5 separate regions of the Homo sapiens genome follow, and all the other regions are linked to region 1. The links are chromatin contacts, found by Hi-C or POLR2A ChIA-PET in ENCODE. All regions are on one chromosome and are shown on one strand. The core of a region is the stretch at or near the end of the contact, and the rest is flanking DNA. Distances in the headings are between cores, read along the strand shown. Region 1 has its middle 15 kb from the start of IFNGR1. Region 2 holds the start of PERP (p53 apoptosis effector related to PMP22). Region 3 has its middle 30 kb from the start of SIMALR. Region 4 has its middle 18 kb from the start of LINC02865. Region 5 overlaps WAKMAR2 (wound and keratinocyte migration associated lncRNA 2).

Region 1 (3,495 bases), core at 501-3,000:
GTTGGCTCATGGTCTGTAATCCCAACTACTCAGGAGGCTGAGGCAAGAGGATCATTTGAGCCCAGGAGTTCAAGACCAGGCTGCACAAAATAGGGAGACTTCATCTCTAAAAAGAGTTTTAAAATTCAACTGGGCATGGGGGTACATGTCTGTAGTCCCAGGTACTTGGGAGGCTGAGGCAGAGGATTGGTTGAGCACAGGAGTTCGAGGCTGCAGTGAGCTATGATTGCACCACCGCACTCCAGTCTGGGTGACAGAGGCAGATCCGTCACTAAAAATAGTAACAGTAATAATAATTTTTTTAAAAATAGATGCTAAAATATAATATTAAGCCAAAATAAGACAGAATTCAAAGTTAAATACACAGCATACTTAGCTATGTAAAATTTTTAAACATTTCATATAAAAAGTATTCCAAAAAAATAGCCAAAAATTATAATAGTAGGTCTCTATAGGTGATGAGATTATGCTTACTGGTTTTCAGGTTTTTTCTCACACTTCCCTGTACGTCCAAGGCTTTGCACATGAGAATAAATTGAAAACAGTATTAAAACGTACTTTAAAAAAATTGATGTTCAGCAAAAGAATCTAGACACCAGACTACCTAAAGTAAGATTCCACTTATATAAGGTACAAAACAGGAAAAACCAAGCTCTGCTATTAGAAGTGAGGACAAGGGTTCCCTGTAGGCTAAAGAGAAAAGAATAGCAGGGAGTATAAAGAGGACTGGGAGCTGCTGGTTACTTAGATATTCTCAGTTTTTGAAAATGAATAATTATATTCACGTATGTGCACTTTTCTGTATGTATATTATAATTTGCTCAAAGTGATTTTAAGAAAAAGTATTATAGTTCTCATCCCAGAAAGAGGCAGAAGTGGATATTTTAAAGATCCTAGAAGTCTTCCTAAAACTATGCCCACAACTAACATTGCCCAATTAATTAATCTATTTTCTTGGTTGAGAACTTAATTCATACCAACAGAACAAGCAACCAAGTTTCTTTTAAAAAGTTCAGGACTTAATATACTAACCAGTCCTCCAGATTCTCACAGATCATACTAAATACCCATAAGAGCATTGAAAGGTTGGCAATGAAATGCCTACTAAACAGGTGTATGCATTAAAGAATTAGGCTACAGAGAGTGCGCCACTGCACTCCAGCGTGGGTGACAAAAAAAAAAAAGGCTATAAATATGACTCATCTACATGTTTCTACTGGTGAAAAAACTCACTGCCATTTCCTTCCTCTTAAGGAAGTAAGGACGCCTTTTATAGCCCTTTCTCGCAGGTGGATGGATGGCTGGAGGAGAAAGAGGACAGTCAAGCAGAAAAGGAAAAGAAAAGTGATGAACCTCAGTGGGGTTTGTCCAATTAAGCCACATCTGAATATAAGTAAGAAAGGATTCCTGAAAAAAAATACATGTGTACCAGCTACTTATACAGAGGTAGTCAATTAAGGACATAGTATAGAAAGCAAACTGCAATGTTAAGAAATAAAAAATAATTTTTAACCAATAGGTATTCTTAACAAAAAGTTGTTAAAATGAGTAAGAGATGTGGCAAATAGAAAATATAATAGGAAGAATGTGCATTCAAAGACAGAAGGGAAAATAAATACTTGGGTGTGCTTTCTTCCCTTCCTCCACTTCCTTGTTTTCACCATCAAGAAACACTGATCCTCCTCCTGAAAAGTCCCCGAGATATAAAACCTTGCTTCCTCAATCTTGAAGCAATGACTCATCTTTTTAGCACAGCTCTCCCCTTTCCTCTTCCCACGATTCAAAGTCCCTTCAATTGAAGGCAGACCAGATTATTTGGCAACTTTAGAAGACAAGCTTTCTTTTCAGGAGTCAGAGCCAAAGGGATTTCCCTGAGGAAAATACTAACAGGAAATGTGCACCAGTAGAAGGAGACTCAGAGACCTGGCCGAATCCTGCCTGCAGGACAGGCCAACTGAGTCACCTGGCTTGGGACTTTGGGAAGATCAGTTAGTTGGTCTGCCTCTCTGTGACCACATCTACAAAATGATAATAAATAACATTGGTGTGCTGCCTACTGCTTACACTTGTGGGAATCCAATAATACAATGGTTGTTTAAAAGTACTCCCTACATTGTACAGCACACAGTGATGAGTTCCTGTTACTATTATTACATCAGGAGTCAGTACTGATAGGTAGTCCACAGGCTCAGATCAGCTGCAGTGTGAAAGATGAACAGAAAAATTAGATACAGTTCCTAGACCAGGGCTCCCAAGCTGAATGCCTTTGATTTAAAATCAGGCTGTCTCCAAACCTTTTGCCCAGCACGGTGGCTCACGCCTGTAATCCCAGCACTTTGGGAGGGCAAGGCAGGCGGATGGCTTGATCTCAGGGTTTGAGACCAGCCCAGGCAATATGATGAAACCCCAGTTCTACAAAAAATAGAAAAATTAGCTGGGTGTGGTGGCGCATGCCTGTAGTTCCAGCTACTAGGGAAGCAGTGGTGGAGGATCGCTTGAAGCCAGGAGGTGGAGGTTGAAGTGAGCCAAGATTGCACCACTGCACGCCAGCCTGGGCAACAGAGTGAGATCACAAAATAAATAAAATAAAATAAAATAAAATCAGGCTGTGACAACTGTCACTCTCTACATGTAGCAGAAACTGATTCATGGGTAAAAATCAGAAGCTGTACAGTGGCTTCTTTAATCATGGACATGGCAACAGAAAAACAATAAAACAATTGCTCCGTAGCCCATGGTGCTCTAGTTCCTGCTTCCTTTCCCAAGGCCCAACCTTTGGAGTCCCTGATATAAATTGAAATGCAAATGAATTAAAAACAACATCAAAAATACTTTTAAAAAGCATGGCTGTTTAGCAAAAGAATCTAGACACAAAAAAGTGCATACGGTAAGATTCCACTTATCTCTGCCCCCACCTCCTTCCAACAAATTTCAATTTTGGACTAAAATAATTTACAATTTAAAAGCCTCATAGTGTTGCAAAGGAGGGCTAGACGGAGGACCTAGAACCTAGCACTTCCTGGTGCAGTCACTGTCAGGGTGAGGCACTGCAGTGACCTGCCGACTGAGGAAGACTTGGCCAAAAAGAACAGGCAATGGAGCTGAGCTGAGAATGAACGAGGATCAGATGGCAGGCTGTTGCAGTGACCAAGCAGAAGTGCCCAAGGCCAACACAGTGACCACAGATATGAGGACAAAACGACAAACATGAAGGACATTATGTGCTAGTCCAGCAGATTTTAATGCAAATCACATATATCATTTTACATTTTCTATTAGCCCCTTTAAATAAGTATAAAAGGTATAAAGAAATAGGTGAAAATAATTTTGGTCATATATTTTATTTAACTCAATATATTCAAATTATGATCATTCAATGTATAATTGATATTTTTTAAACATTAATGAAATGTTTTATTTTCATCTTTTGTACATACATCTTCCAGAGCCAGTATGTATTCAACACTTACAGTTCAACACCGTGAGGGCTAGCCA
Region 2 (3,495 bases), core at 306-2,805, 870 kb before region 1:
TCTCATTTTGTCTGAAGCCACTTTGCTTCTGGTCAGTATTTGACTTATAAGAATTTTTTTTTCTCACAAATATATTATACATAGCTAATTAAACAAATATCTTCATTACTTTTGAAAACCCTGAGAACATAAATATCACCATTTTCTTCACACAGCTTCCACGATACAAAATTAACTTTTGGCAGAACACCCTCTTGTGTTCTTTGAAAGTGAAAATATTTTCCTGTAATAAAAATATATGACGTGGTTTATGTAAAACTTGAATTATGTAAAATGAAGGCTAGGGAAATTATTTCATGTATTTTCAGATACTTTCTCCATGCTTTTATTCGTCCTCAAGAATTGCCAGAAAATGGCATAAGTCAAAAGAGTATTCTGTTTCTATTGAGAATATCAAATTGGAATACAATTTAAAATATTTTTAAGTAGTTCCCACTTTTATATTAAATTAACAGAAAAAATAGGGGATTCAGAAGAAATCTTTGGAGGTACAGGGTTAAGACATGACCCCCATACGATGTTTCAGTGATTTTCCCAAGGCCACCGAGGTGCCTGACACTGAGAACTCCTTTGTCCTCAGCGGCACACCTGGCTGCCACCCCACCCTTCCTGTCACATCTTAGGAGTCAGAACTGCGACGGGAGCTAGCCCAGGACACCGAAGGGGGGATCCTAAATGCAGGTTGCATGCTGACGTATGATTTTTATTTGGAAAAACCTCAAAATAGTAAATGAAGAGTAGAGAGAGTGCAGTTTAAATAGGTAGAGATTCGTGATAGGAAGTGGACTGCAGCAGAGGCGACATGAAATTATCTGGGGAAGCCAGATGAAGCCTTTCCGAAAGGAAGCGAGCATTTGTTAAATTACATGTTCATTCATCAAATTCACTGAGCTCCCCTTGAGATCCAAACACGGTGCCGGACACTAAGGATACACAGATAAATTCAGCATCGCCTCCGCTTTCCAAAATCTGGCAACCCAGCAGGAAAGAACAGCATGCAAAGAGATAAGAGTACCCGGGGAGCCACGGTCCAAGGTGCAAAGGCGGAGCCTAGGAGGAAGGGATCACCTGTGTCAGCAGGGGTCAGGGACGGGCTTCTGGGTTTGGGTGCACGCGTCCAAAGGAGTGCAGCCTTTATCCACAGGTGCAATTAGAACACCCATCTCACACTGCTGAAAACTCAGATATGGCACTGCTGACCACCGCCCCACGATGCGACATCAGGGGTCAGATATTAGGCTGGCGCTGTGCAGATAAACAAGTGTATATGTTGGTGCGCCAGGAAGACAAAACACGCGCCTGGAGAGGCCAGGAGAGCGGGACTGGAGGGTTGTGGGACGCGCGGGACCCTCGGGCCGCCTTCCGCCGCCGCCCGGTGTCACCAGAACCCAGCCTGTTTACCAGCGGCCCCGCCCGCCCCGGCCCGGCAGGGCAGGTCGGGGCGGGCGCGCTCTGAGTCACCGGAATCTAGGTGGGGCCGCCCGGAGCGGCGTCCTCGGGAGCCGCCTCCCCGCGGCCTCTTCGCTTTTGTGGCGGCGCCCGCGCTCGCAGGCCACTCTCTGCTGTCGCCCGTCCCGCGCGCTCCTCCGACCCGCTCCGCTCCGCTCCGCTCGGCCCCGCGCCGCCCGTCAACATGATCCGCTGCGGCCTGGCCTGCGAGCGCTGCCGCTGGATCCTGCCCCTGCTCCTACTCAGCGCCATCGCCTTCGACATCATCGCGCTGGCCGGCCGCGGCTGGTTGCAGTCTAGCGACCACGGCCAGACGTCCTCGCTGTGGTGGAAATGCTCCCAAGAGGGCGGCGGCAGCGGGTCCTACGAGGAGGGCTGTCAGAGCCTCATGGAGTACGGTGAGTGCCCGCCGCCGCCGCCGTCGCCGCCTCCAGGAAGCCCTCGGGGCCGCGGCCTGCAAAAGCCGCCGCGCGTGATGGGCCCTCACAGGGTCGGGGGAGCCAGTGCTTTTCAGAATGCCTGTTTAGGACGAGCTCGGGCTCATGCATCCGACCTGAACCAAATGCAGCAGCAGTAGCTTTGGGTGGCCAACACCAAGCTCAGAAACAGAAAAAAAAAAAAGGCCGTAGTTCAAACTGTATAGTTTTTTTCCTGGGTTTTGTCGGTTACGTACGAAAGATTATTTCAAGCATTGCAAGTTTAGATGAGTAAATATAATGAACAAAGTTTCTTGGAGACCTGAAATTTCTTCCCATTTCTCTTCCTTCTCGTTTCTTCTTATGATTAAAATATAAATATTGAAATAACGTGCCTTCCCTAATATCAGTGGATTCGTTCAACTTGATATAGCTGAAAAAACTTTCTCATTTAAAAAAGCCCTTTCAGGCAGTTTTAGCAGTTAACGTTTTCAATAGATATTTCAGTCTACTTTACCGGTCAGGCTAGTTCTTGTTAGCTCTTGTTCTAGGGCGTGTCCTTTGGTTTAAGCATGGCATTGTTGTTTAGAAAACTTAATTATTTTAATCCGATTTGAAATCTAAAAAGCAAACACATTCCCTACACTCGCGACGTGAAGCAGAGTTGACAAATTTAATGTACCTAGCAGGTGAAGTACTGTATGCCATTTTCCCAGCATGGAGGAAGCTCCCTGCTTGCCTTGCTGAAAGTCAGGACTGGAGCATAGTTCTTGTCTGAGAAGGCATTTTCTTTCACAGTGGGAAGCCCCCTCTCCTTTCCTGGGGGTGGATGGGAATCACAGCTGGGGTCTACTGTGATTAGCAATGTGTGTGGGGGTGGAGATGGGGTCTGTGAGAGCCTAATAAAACCTTAAAGCCAAATGGGCTTTACCTACCGGGTTTAATAGTTTTAAACACAGACAGCAAGCTACCCTGCCTGTTTTCATTTCTTACTATTACCATTGACTTGATTTTTTTCTTTGAAGTGGCCCAGGGCTTCCAACCCAATCCTGTTTATTTGTGTTTCCGGGGGACTATATCAGCAACTTGGTGCCCTTTCTTTTGTGTAATCCTTTGGACGTCACTTCCCCACAAAAGGAAGCATGGTCCCCATTAGCCAGGTAATAAAATGTAAACACTGCAGAAAATTCCAGCTTTCTTTGCAGTTTGTGTGTTTTCTTCTCTGAAAACCCATACACTGTGCCAGCTCAGGTTTGTATCATCTCCAGTGTTTTAGGTTTTTAAAGCGAATTAATTGTTTTTTGAAATAATGTACCTCTATCTTCTAGTTAAAATGCATCTGAACTCAGTCTCTTCTAGGGGACCTAACAGATCTGCGTGTGTGTTTTTAAACATACTTTGATAATTATACCCTACTCCAAAGACTAATGCAGACCCAAAGTATATGCAGTAATCCTCCACATATAAAGTAAGACTAGCGTGCCTTTGACTGGTGGCGGGGATATTGGCAGAACTATGATCAGTGCTACTGACGGGACATGATTTGACCTGCAGGGCTCTGGCTGTGACCACAGCCCTCTTGTGAAACATGCACAATGCCATTTTTATTTTTCTTGACTTGCAGGATGAG
Region 3 (3,495 bases), core at 644-3,143, 740 kb before region 1:
CCTCCCAGCACTTTGGGAGGGTGGATCGCCTGAGGTCAAGAATTTGAGACCAGCCTGGCCAACATGGGTGAAACCCCATCTCTACTAAAAATACAAAAATTAGCTGGGCTTGGTGGTGGGCGCCTGTAATCCCAGCTACTTGGGAGGCTGAGGCAGGGGAATCGTTTGAACCAAGGCGGCAGAGGTTGCAGTGAGCCTGCATTCCAGTCTGGCAACAGAGTGAGACTCTGTCTCAAACAAACAAACAAACAAACAAACAAAAAGAAAGCAAGCAGAGGGAAACAGCAGGTGATTCAGGCTAATGAAAGCACTGAGAACCAGACTTGCACCCAATTCCCCAACCCTTATTCACTTCAACATGTGCGCCAAAGGAAACACCCGTCCCACCCCTCCTTATACCACAGAGAGTGCTCAGAGTTGGTTGTTGGAATAACTGGACTTTAATTCCACGTCTGCCATTAGACCAGCTAAGGGACCCTCAGCAAGTGCCCCAGGCTGGGTCTGGTGCTTACCTGGAACCTGGGGCAGTGAGCCAATTGTCTTCCTCATGCTAATATTCTATTCTCTCACGTTTGCTCAAAGCTATGTGTAGAGGTAGGTTAAGTCAATGCATTAACTATGTAGCAAACACAATGTCCATAACGTCTACCTTCTCGTAACAGGGAAAATAGAGATTGCTTTAAATAACCAAATATAGATGGGGCAAAAGGGGCTGGGGAGGCAGACAGGGATTCAGGGCCAGGGTAGAGGTTTTGGACTTTAATCTGAGGACAAGGGAGGCTCTTGAAGGACTTAAAGACAGTAACGTGGTCAGATCTGTATTTTAAAGAGATCTTCTGGCTGCAGTGTGGAGACTATGTTGTGTATGTCTGTGTGTGTGTATGTGCATATGTTTGTGTCTGTGTGTGTAGGGAGGCAGGATGGGAAAGGAGGCTTCTAAACTAGGCCAGAGATGTTGGTCACTTGGACTAGGGTTACAGCAATGAGGCTGGGATGAAGGGGACAGGAAGGAGGAGATTAAGAGGCAAAGTTAAAGGGACTTAGTGCTGGATTGTGGGGTGGGTGGGGGGTAGTTTCAGGGAGGCCACCTAGAGTTTTGCTTTGAGGAGCTGGGTGGTGGTAATGCCATTTCCTGACATAGGGTGTGTGTGTGAGTGTGAGTGCACACTTGTGAGTGTGGTGATATGTGGGGGCTGGTAATGAGAAAGTGGATGAATGAATTCCATCTTGGACCTGCTGGGTTTGAGGTCTAGCATCATTTGAGGAATCCAGATGGTTGAGAACTTTTATTAAATATCAACTGTGCATTTTGTGAGGATACACACCCCCGCTACAAGAATGGAATAGACATTTGCTTTGTTTATTGAGCAAATACTATTTTGATCTTTAAAAATAATCACCCTAACTTTTTTGTGTTGTGTTCTGTCTTTCCCAAAGTATTTGACTTTTGGCTACTCATGTAGGTTGACATCAACGCCACGACTGACCTGGGCAGTTCCCTCATGTTAATATAGCAGATCTTGAATCTGCACCAGCGACTTGAGAGAAAATCACTCTAAACACTCAAAACCACAGAAGTTCCTTCTCAGGACCTCAAACATGCCATAGGCCTACGTACCAAATTTGTTCTATACTTGGATTTTTCTATACTCAGTTTGGAAATAAAGTATGCCTCCTTCCTGGGAGAAATCACAGCCTTCAGGGAAAAGAGAAATATAGCTTTGGGCCTTGGGATTTAAATCACAATGTTAGATGGCATCCACTCTTGGTCGACTGAGGCTCCAACTGCATGGTTGTGTATTTTCAGGTATTTAAGTGATTTTTGAACGCTGCATTTCTTTGACTAGCTGAATATTTAAATTTGCCACAGGATGGCAGCATGATGTTATAAAAGAGAAGAGAAAAAAAACCTTTTAAAGCCCAGGTATTAATGAATAGAGGCCTGGAAAGCAAACATAACTGAGAATTTTTCTTCTTGTTCCTACAACTGTAAAGAAAGGAAGGAATAAAGTATGAGAGAAAGCAATGAAGTAAAAGATGAAAAAAGGGCTGGAGAAATTGAGGGAGGGAAAGCAATTTAAAAAGAAAGTAAAAGCAAAAAGAAAAACACTTCACCTCCAACTAGATCATATTTAACTAAAGAAAAGAACCAAGCTGCTGATGTAGGAAGTTTCCGAGGGAGGAAACCAGTGCTATAACCACATTTATTCACAGCCTCGATGTGTGAGTGCAAGACAGACATTTGACCTTCTTATGAAAGCAGTTGTCTCTTTGGGAAACTATGAGAATGAATTTACATTTACAAAGTTTTCTAGTCCCTTTAAGTAAGTCTTACATTAGCATAATTCCCAGCTTGCATTCAAAACTGATTTTTTTCAATATCCTTCAAAGAGGTCATTAATGTTGGTTTCCATGTTTACATTGTGTAGGGAAATAAGTGAAATTACTCAAGAAGGGAATAAACGGTATTCAGACACACATTGACAGCAATGGCTTCCTGTGATGGAAACGAGAAGGCTGCCTCCAGTTCAGCGCTTCCAGAAGTCTGCAAGCTGGGAAGAGATCTTCCAGAGCTGGCGGCTTGACTCTGCACTGACCAGCCACCACTTACGTGGGCTATTCTTCAGGTCCGTCACCAACTTGCTCTCTCCTCAGTCTAATTAATTTGACTTAGCAGGGAGTTCTGGGATGGGAGAGATCTTAGGAATGGTGATCGGTTTTTCAGCCTTGGCGATAATGACATCTTGGGCCAAATAATTCTTTTTTTAGGGGGCAGGGAGCTGTTCTTCTTATGGTAGGATATTTAGCAGAATCCCTGGCCTCTCTCTATCCGCTCAGTGCTAGTAACGTCCTTCAGTTGTGACATCCAAAAATGTGTCCAGACATTGCTGAATGTCCTCTGGGGAGCAAACTCCCCTCTTCCTCCATTTGAGAACCAGTGTTTTAGATAAACTCTAATTACAAGAATGAAGGAAATTCTGAAAGTTTTCTCTGTCTTACTGTCCTGTTTATGGGCAAAATTGTTATTGAATCATCAGAGATATGTGTGCTCTTCAAATCTATGTTGGAGATTTCCAAACATTAAATCCAGGCATAAAATGCCCTTATTGTAGCAAAGACAACGTTCTCTTATATGAATCAGAAAACAACATATGCTTATTATAAATATTCTGTTGGGCAAAAACTTACACAAAGCATCACAGGGGATGAAAAGCAGTAAGAATTTTTACAGAAATAAAAACAATTACGTTGTTAATTGCCAGGTACTTTTCTTATTCATCAAGATGTCCATGTTCTATTCATTTCATTTAAAGTTTGCAACATCTCTATGGAGAAATATTATTTGCATTTTATAGAGAAAAAAACTGAGGCTGAGAGAAGTTTAATCACTAACTCAATGTTACATTAATAGATAGCAAAACCAGATTAAAACCCAATCTTTCTAACACCAACAACTGTATGTGCTCTAGTACTGGCCACTAACCCTTGAAAATC
Region 4 (3,495 bases), core at 253-2,752, 690 kb before region 1:
ATCTCGATCTCTTGACCTCTTGATCTGCCTGCCTTGGCCTCCCAAAGTGCTGAGATTACAGGTGTGATCATTTTCTTAATCTGTGAAATGGGGCTAATAACATCTGCTCTGGCTATTACTCTGGGTTTTTATAATAACAAATGAAACAAAAGATGGATCAAATTAAATGACAGAAAACTAATTACACTACACCATAACAGTGTGCTAGACATACTGTTATGAAACAGTATGTTTAACATGATCCCAACTGGAGGAGTGGGGTAGGAGAGGGGCAGGGGGTGGTGGTGATGAATATTTAAAGGCATAGAAAAAAATGCTAGAAGAATATTTCCCAAAATATTGAGGTGCAATTTTGGGGAGATGATCTAGAGCAATAATTTTTTTTTCTTAATGTTCTGCAAATTTCCCCAAAATTTCTCACGTAAACGTGAATTACCTATATAATCAGAAAAAAAGTGAATGTTTAGAAGTACACTGTAGATTGAGAGGCTGCACCTTCTCCCCCTCGCTGGGTGGCCTCACTTGCACTCTGTTGCTTGATCCTTGGCTGAACAAATCAACAACACAAACTAACAACAACACAAATACATAGACTATGACAAAGTAAGGAATTATCATGATGGGCATTAATAAGCAGCGGGAGGCCTCTGTCTTTGGTTTTGTAAAATGTGATTTTGAGTATTCTGTCAGCACTTAGGGGCTTTTGAAATATTATATTGTGTCAGGGCTTAGCAGTGGAAATAAGCCAAGAAAAGGTGCCTCAAAATTGCCTGAAAGCAGATGACAGAAGCAGTTTGCTTTGCTGGGGATCCTCAGCCTCTGTCACTTTGGGGCTGCACAGTGGAGGGAGGTGGCAGGAGCATTGCTGTGGGTGGCAGAGGCCTGTCTTAATGCCAGTTTCTGCAGTGAATGCTGCAAACATCAAGAATGCAGAAGTGGCCCAGGCAGGCTCATTGGCACTCTAAACAAAGCCCGACCCAAATTGAATGTGGAAATGAACTTTGAGGAAGAGTGTAAGGATGTGGACAAGTTTGGCTTTCTTTATAAAGTGACCGCTATCTTTCCTATATTTAAAATTTACAGAAAGAAACTGCTACATTTTTCCTTCAGGCCATGGTAAAGGTTAGAAGTATGAAGTATGAAGTATATTTTCCAAAATGCAAACCTTTCTTGTTTTTCAAAGCAAATACAAGCTGTTTTATGAAGAAGTGCTGGCAAAAGTCCAGAAACTAGCACAGAACTGAAATCAAGGTTGAAAAGAAACGATTCAAAGGAAAACATCTATTTAAGTGGGAACCACACCAACACGTGGGATTTGGCTCCCACCGGAGGCAGCCCGCAGACACCAGGTGTCACGTTTAACTGATAGTGCTTGTTGCTGACCCTGTGGGTGGCAGGAAGGAAGAGGAGTGACTGTGGCATTCGGCAGAGGATGAGCTTTGTCCTATCACTGGCACAGAAGCTGAATTCTTAGATGGCTCGACCACGGGGTTGTGTGGTGAAAAGGGGGATTTCCACTTTCAAAAATAGTATGACTTCAGTTAGGCTTGAAATTGCCTTTTTGGGAAGTTTATTATATTTAGAAACCCCCATTCTCCCCACCCCCCAGTGGCTTTTAAAGTCCATCTGCAGCATGGCACAAGTCTTCAAAAGTTTATTGACTTAATTTACCCCGGGGTTTGGAATCAAGATGTTTTCTTAAAATGTCTGAAACAACCATTGCATTGACAAAAATACATTTTAATTAAAATGCTGAAAGTAGTAAAATGGCAAGGGACCTTTTTTCCTCTTCAGAGTTCTCTCTACTTTTCAAATTGCCTATTTTGTGGTTTTCACAAAGGGTATTGATATCCCAACTCTGGGCAGTGTGCTCTGCTTGCTAGCTTCTGGGAGCCACTGCCTGGAGTCAGGCAGCCACAGGAATCTCCATGTCACCTAGGATGTCAATTACACAAACTGCAAAAGTAGAATCAACTAAAAAAATTCAATAATGAGCATTTTTGTTTAAAAAGTAAACATCAATGTATTGCATTTAGAAGAAAAAAAATCCTTGTAAAATGTAGTAGTCCCGTAAGGAAAGATGAGTTTTCAAAGATGAGCTTTTCATGGAGGCTAAGATGACAGCCCGCTTCCAGTTCAGCAGGAGCCCCTTGGTATGTTTGGCCACCCAGCACAGTGCAATGTGAGAAGGCAGGCAGATTATGTATCGTGGATTTAATTTTGGATTTAGGGAGGCACATGGTCTGCCCAATTCAGTTTCCATTTTTTTCTGTCCTCCCTGAAAACAACTTTCTGTGCAACTTCAATGTGCTGTTCCTCTCAATAACTCCAGCCTGTGGCTAATTTGGACCAGGACAAGGAGAAAAGCTCTTTCTTGCTATGAGTTGCTAAAGGATTCATAGAAGCTAATTCTTCGCCTCCATTTGAAAAGTGGAAGGAAGGTAAAGAATTCCTACTGATCTCCTGTTTCCTACCTTGGAGCAGTGATGTCAAACTCTGTAATCAGTGGTAGTAGCTTTGCATCACATTACTTCAAAATATCTCCTTTACCTGATCACCATTAACTTGAAATCGCTGATTTTTTGGGTGCAATCTCTGCCCCAAGTTTCCACAGAATGTTTTATAACAAATCTTTTGGGTTTTTTTCTTCCCAACTTATTAATCATTTGCCAGCATAAGCAGTAACATGACCAGCAGACAGTCTTTTTGGGTAAACCTCTGACTACCTTTCTCTGTTGGTGGAATTTAGGAACCATGTGTAGCAATGCAACAACTGAGCCTGCCAATCTCTAATGAGAGCTTGGGACATTTCAGGCTACTCTTTGGCCTTAAATTCCTCTCCTCTCATGGAAACTTTCCTTTCATCTATCCTATCCTTTTCCAAGGCACATTCCAAGATGTTGACCAACTGATCTATTAATGAGCTTCTGGGAGTAAGTGAAAGGGAATTTAGGTGCTTATAAATGAAGTCTTACAAGCCCAACCCCTTTGTTGACTCAGAGGGCTGTAACTACAGCTGGCACGGGGGAGGGGAACTGGTCCTGGCAGGTCAGGATAAAGAGGTGTTTTGAATAATACCCCTTCCCCTAAAAGGTGGGCTTGGTTTAGTGATGGTGATCCACCCCACACACTGTACTTGGAAGCCAACCAGCAGTCTAAAGTTTGGAGGTAATTTTCTCTCCGAAGCTGGGCCCCATCCCCCTTTTCCCTCCAGCTTTACCACTTTATTCTGAGTCAGGTCCAGTTTTGTTTATGTTTTTCAGAGGGCCACCTACAAATATCAGCAAAACCCCTAGCACAAAAGAAGAGATCAATGCCTGTGTCTGGGGGTTAGGGAGGAAGTGGGCTCGAAGGGGAGGAAATTGGAGCAATTTTGGGAACAAAGCACACAGCCGGAGGCCTGAGAGGAAAACTTCGGGTGGGCAGGACACTTTGGGGGTCCCAGTCCTGTATGGAGAGGAGCTGGAGTCTGGTGGAAAGGGAGGGGAAAGGCAG
Region 5 (3,495 bases), core at 657-3,156, 590 kb before region 1:
CTCTTTGGATATCCACGTGTTAACCAGCCAGGCATTTACATTGTTTCCCTAACTTGGCTTCAGTTCCCCTCAGCCTTTTGAGTGTTGGTCGCTGATCGTGGTTATGGAGGAGGTGTCTTCAAAAGCATCAAGGAAAAAATATCAAATATTTTGATATTTGATATCAAATATCAAAATTTGCCATGGTGCCCAGCATGGTTCAAGATCATAAGTGTCAAGCACATCAGGTAAGGAAGATAATAATAATTCAAGGGCAAATGAATTGCCCCATGGACAGTGAATTACAGTATGCTACAATGGATTTGTTTGGACCATTTATCTTTTCTTTTGAATTGACTTAACTGTACATTTGTAGGAGATAAGCAGGAAATCAGAAGCACTCCTAGGGATTGGCACTGGTCTAAATGACAGCCCTAAGGAGGAGCTTAGATACCAGATTCATCCTCCATCCAGGCAGAAGCTCCCCAGGGATAAAACTGCAAGGTTAAATGTGAAACTCAAAATTTGAAGCAAAAGCCTCTCCTCTTCTGCACTTCTTTTCTTCCTAAGTTGAGCAGTAATACTAGAAACAGAGTCAATTGAACCTGAATAGCTCCTCTGGGGTACCAGGCATCATTCTAAGGAACTCGTTTCATCCTCACAGAGGCACAGATGGGGTATGTAACTTGCCAAAGCTCACACTGCTTGGAGTAGAGTCAGGATTCTAATCTGGCTTGTCTGGCTCCAGAGCCCACGTTCTAAACCATTAGGCTCATTCTGCCTCTCTTGGAGAAGACACAAGAAGTCCCAGTCTTGGCTAGCCTGGCTAGTTCCAGAGACCTCCATAGCTAAACAAGGTGTAGAAATAGAATGTCCCGTCACTTAGCTATACTTCTATCCTTCCCACCTTCTACACAACTACCATTACCATTGCCACCAGCAACTGGTAAATATTGATGGAGCTTCTTTTCTTTGCCAGGCACCATAGATACAAAAACTAAAAAAAAAAAAAAAGAGACTGTAATCTTGACCTCAGGAACTACAGAGGAGATAGACATCCAAGCAAATATGCCAACAAAATCCCAAGTGGGGTCTAGTAAGGGCCAAAAAAAAAAAAAAAAAAAAAAAAAAAAAAGAGCTGGTGTAGCCAGATGGGCAGGGACTCACCTTGCTTCAGGGACAAATTTGCAGTGGTGATGAATTCCTTTCATTCTTAGCTTTCCTCCTATTACTTCCCTGATTTATTTTACTTACAAATGACACGTCTAAATGGCAGAGACCTGAAGTTCTCTTGATGGGGTGCTGAGATGTTCAGAAGGGAGGTATCCTGTTTAACCAACAGATCATTTATAGATAAAGAGAGGCTCTAACTTAGCATACAGTTCATCTATTTCCTTCCCCCAAGAAAGAAGGGATATTTACATCTCCTCTATTCCTTCTTCCAGGGCAAGAATCTTCTGTTCCATATGCAACATCTTCTGGCAGCCTTGTCCTTTTTCTGTCCTTGACGACTACAATAACAAACAGCTGTTGCCGAGGCATTGCTGTTGACGTGTTACCTTTGAAACCTCCCTCCTGTTATGGAATAAGCCTCTTCCAGATCATGGCTCATTATCATCTAGTCTGACAAGCAGCCTTGTTGCCACGGAGACCCAAAGGGATCAGGCGTGGCATTTGCCTGCATCATCACCCCCTCCAGGGGAACTATAAGGACTCTTCTGTGCGTCATGCGTGGCTGTCCTGGGACTGGCTGCCACCAGACTTTTCCTGCGGGTAAAACCTAAACAAATGATCAGCTGCAGATAATATCAAGACCTCTGTTTGATATGTTAATAGTGACAGCCAGATTTCCACAATTAACAACGAGGTGGGAAGAAAACACTGTAGTCACCAGACTTGGGAGGAGAGGGTTTGTATTCACATAAACACAACCTCACGTCACTGCTTGCCACCACAAAGGGCTCTGTTCACTGTTTTGTTCTCAAAGATCATCCTTGCGCTCATCCTCTGATCTTGAATTTCTACATAACTTTCTCAGTTTATATGCCCTGTGGCAAGTGCAGCAAGCACTGTTTCCTGTTTCTAAACTTGTAGAAAATCATCCATACATCTTACAGTTGTCAGTTTTAACCAGATAACAGTGGCACTTTGTTGCTGCTTTTTTATCTTTAGCTTAGGTTAACAGGACCCTGGAAGTAAAGTTGTTGATTTATTCAATAGAGTATTCTCAATTAATTTGGCTAGATTTCTACATGATTCAAAATCTAAAAAAGTAGAAATGCATGCTTACATGTCTAAGGCCTGAAAAATTGGTAGTGACATCCCAAAATAAATGAAGGTTTTAAAACAATAAATGATCTCTTTTTTTTTTTTTGCTTCTGTGCTTGGGGAGAAGCAATGAAGGAAACAACAATGTTGCTTTAAGGAGTGAGGACCCCAAAAATAAGAATATATAATTATGACAGATAGGGCATAGGGCGTTGTTCAGAATTGATGGGGCTGGTGCACACACAAACATTTTAATAGTTCTAATACTTTGTGTACACTCTTGCGATGAAGTGATGACTTCATTAATTGATTGAATAATATTTATGCAATGCTACTATGTGCTAGCTATAGAACTAAGCTTAGTCTCTTAAGATCTTAACATTCTGAAACTATTAAAATGTATAATCACCATTTGTAAAAGTAAATATACTAATCTAATAATTTGGAATGTACATTACAGTAAAAAAAAAGCAGGGGAACATCCTGTAAAATGTCACTCAGAGATAACCACCACTTACAGAGTGAAGTATATTCCTGCTTTTTGCGGATAGTGTGTGCGTATATATGTTTAAGCAAAGCTAACAATATACTATTTTTATAATTGGCATTTACTTTTTCTTTTGCTTAACTTTATATCATAACCTCTTTCCCACATCATTACAAACTCTTCATAAATAATCTTACAAATGGTTATGTAATATTTATCTTATTTGTAACACATACTATCTTCTTTTTTTCATCAACACACTGCATGGATAACAGATTTATTTTTTAAGTCAAAAATCTTTCTTGGCTACACTAACCAATGTTTTTGGTTTTTGTTTTGTTTTGTTTTGTTTTGAGACAGAGTCTCACTCTGTCTCCCAGGCTGGAGTGCAGTGGTGTGACCTCGGCTCACTGCAACCTCCGCCTCCTGGGTTGAAGCGATTCTTCTGCCTCAGCCTCGCAAGTAGCTGGGATTACAGGCATGTGTCACCATGCCTGGCTAATTTTTGTATTTTTAGTAGAGATGGGGTTTCACCATGTTGATCAGGCTGGTCTCAAACTCCTGACCTCAAGTGATCCACCCTCCACGGCCTCCCAGAGTGCTGGGATTATAGGTGTGAACCACCACGCCTGGCCACTAACCAATGTTCCTTAGAAAAGTTAACCTCATTTGTGTTTGGGGATGTCACTCCCGTTCTCTTGGAGATACAAGTGCACACACACCACAACCCTTGGAGCCTGACAGGCCCAGACCATAGATGT

What was found. Hi-C counts contacts between places; a loop is a spot of excess contacts on that map. ChIA-PET counts read pairs that join two places held with the same protein, here RNA polymerase II (POLR2A). Pooled maps may share reads with other maps.
Region 2: a map of CD8-positive, alpha-beta T cell shows a loop between it and region 1 (3-fold over the local background). The contact joins the promoter of PERP here to the enhancer-like site in region 1. A Hi-C loop is called at or near these places in 1 of 168 maps with a recorded cell type or tissue (CD8-positive, alpha-beta T cell). POLR2A ChIA-PET finds 5 or more read pairs at or near these places in 1 of 52 experiments (MCF 10A).
Region 3: a pooled map shows a loop between it and region 1 (3-fold over the local background). The contact joins two enhancer-like sites. A Hi-C loop is called at or near these places in 2 of 50 pooled maps. POLR2A ChIA-PET finds 5 or more read pairs at or near these places in 2 of 52 experiments (H1 and HCT116).
Region 4: a loop to region 1 is called in a pooled map, with 2.5 times the contacts of the local background. The contact joins two enhancer-like sites. A Hi-C loop is called at or near these places in 1 of 37 single-sample maps with no recorded cell type and 2 of 50 pooled maps. POLR2A ChIA-PET finds 5 or more read pairs at or near these places in 4 of 52 experiments (MCF 10A, OCI-LY7, Panc1 and 1 more).
Region 5: a pooled map shows a loop between it and region 1 (1.9-fold over the local background). The contact joins two enhancer-like sites. A Hi-C loop is called at or near these places in 2 of 50 pooled maps. POLR2A ChIA-PET finds 5 or more read pairs at or near these places in 4 of 52 experiments (B cell, MCF 10A, OCI-LY7 and 1 more).

The regions. Positions count from the first base shown.
Region 1 is chr6:137,232,391-137,235,885 of GRCh38, reverse strand. No RefSeq gene overlaps it. Among named protein-coding and RNA genes, the nearest start is that of IFNGR1, 15 kb to the right of the region's middle. Within about 2 kb of position 1,750, at least 24 of the 41 ENCODE cell types and tissues checked have a DNase peak (open chromatin) inside an H3K27ac peak, as active enhancers do; they include CD8-positive, alpha-beta T cell and OCI-LY7, where a contact is called at or near this core.
Region 2 is chr6:138,105,479-138,108,973 of GRCh38, reverse strand. It overlaps PERP (p53 apoptosis effector related to PMP22), which reads left to right and starts at 1,555. Exons shown (of 3, transcript NM_022121.5): 1 at 1,555-1,847. The coding sequence starts at 1,634. RefSeq lists a silencer at 1,377-1,426.
Region 3 is chr6:137,974,214-137,977,708 of GRCh38, reverse strand. No RefSeq gene overlaps it. Among named protein-coding and RNA genes, the nearest start is that of SIMALR, 30 kb to the right of the region's middle. RefSeq lists an enhancer at 2,065-2,174. Within about 2 kb of position 1,893, at least 5 of the 41 ENCODE cell types and tissues checked have a DNase peak (open chromatin) inside an H3K27ac peak, as active enhancers do.
Region 4 is chr6:137,925,883-137,929,377 of GRCh38, reverse strand. No RefSeq gene overlaps it. Among named protein-coding and RNA genes, the nearest start is that of LINC02865, 18 kb to the left of the region's middle. RefSeq lists enhancers at 1,414-1,653, 2,499-3,495. Within about 2 kb of position 1,502, at least 12 of the 41 ENCODE cell types and tissues checked have a DNase peak (open chromatin) inside an H3K27ac peak, as active enhancers do; they include OCI-LY7, where a contact is called at or near this core.
Region 5 is chr6:137,822,507-137,826,001 of GRCh38, reverse strand. It overlaps WAKMAR2 (wound and keratinocyte migration associated lncRNA 2), which reads left to right. Exons shown (of 4, transcript NR_049793.1): 4 at 1,425-2,333. Among named protein-coding and RNA genes, the nearest start is that of TNFAIP3, 43 kb to the left of the region's middle. Within about 2 kb of position 1,906, at least 14 of the 41 ENCODE cell types and tissues checked have a DNase peak (open chromatin) inside an H3K27ac peak, as active enhancers do.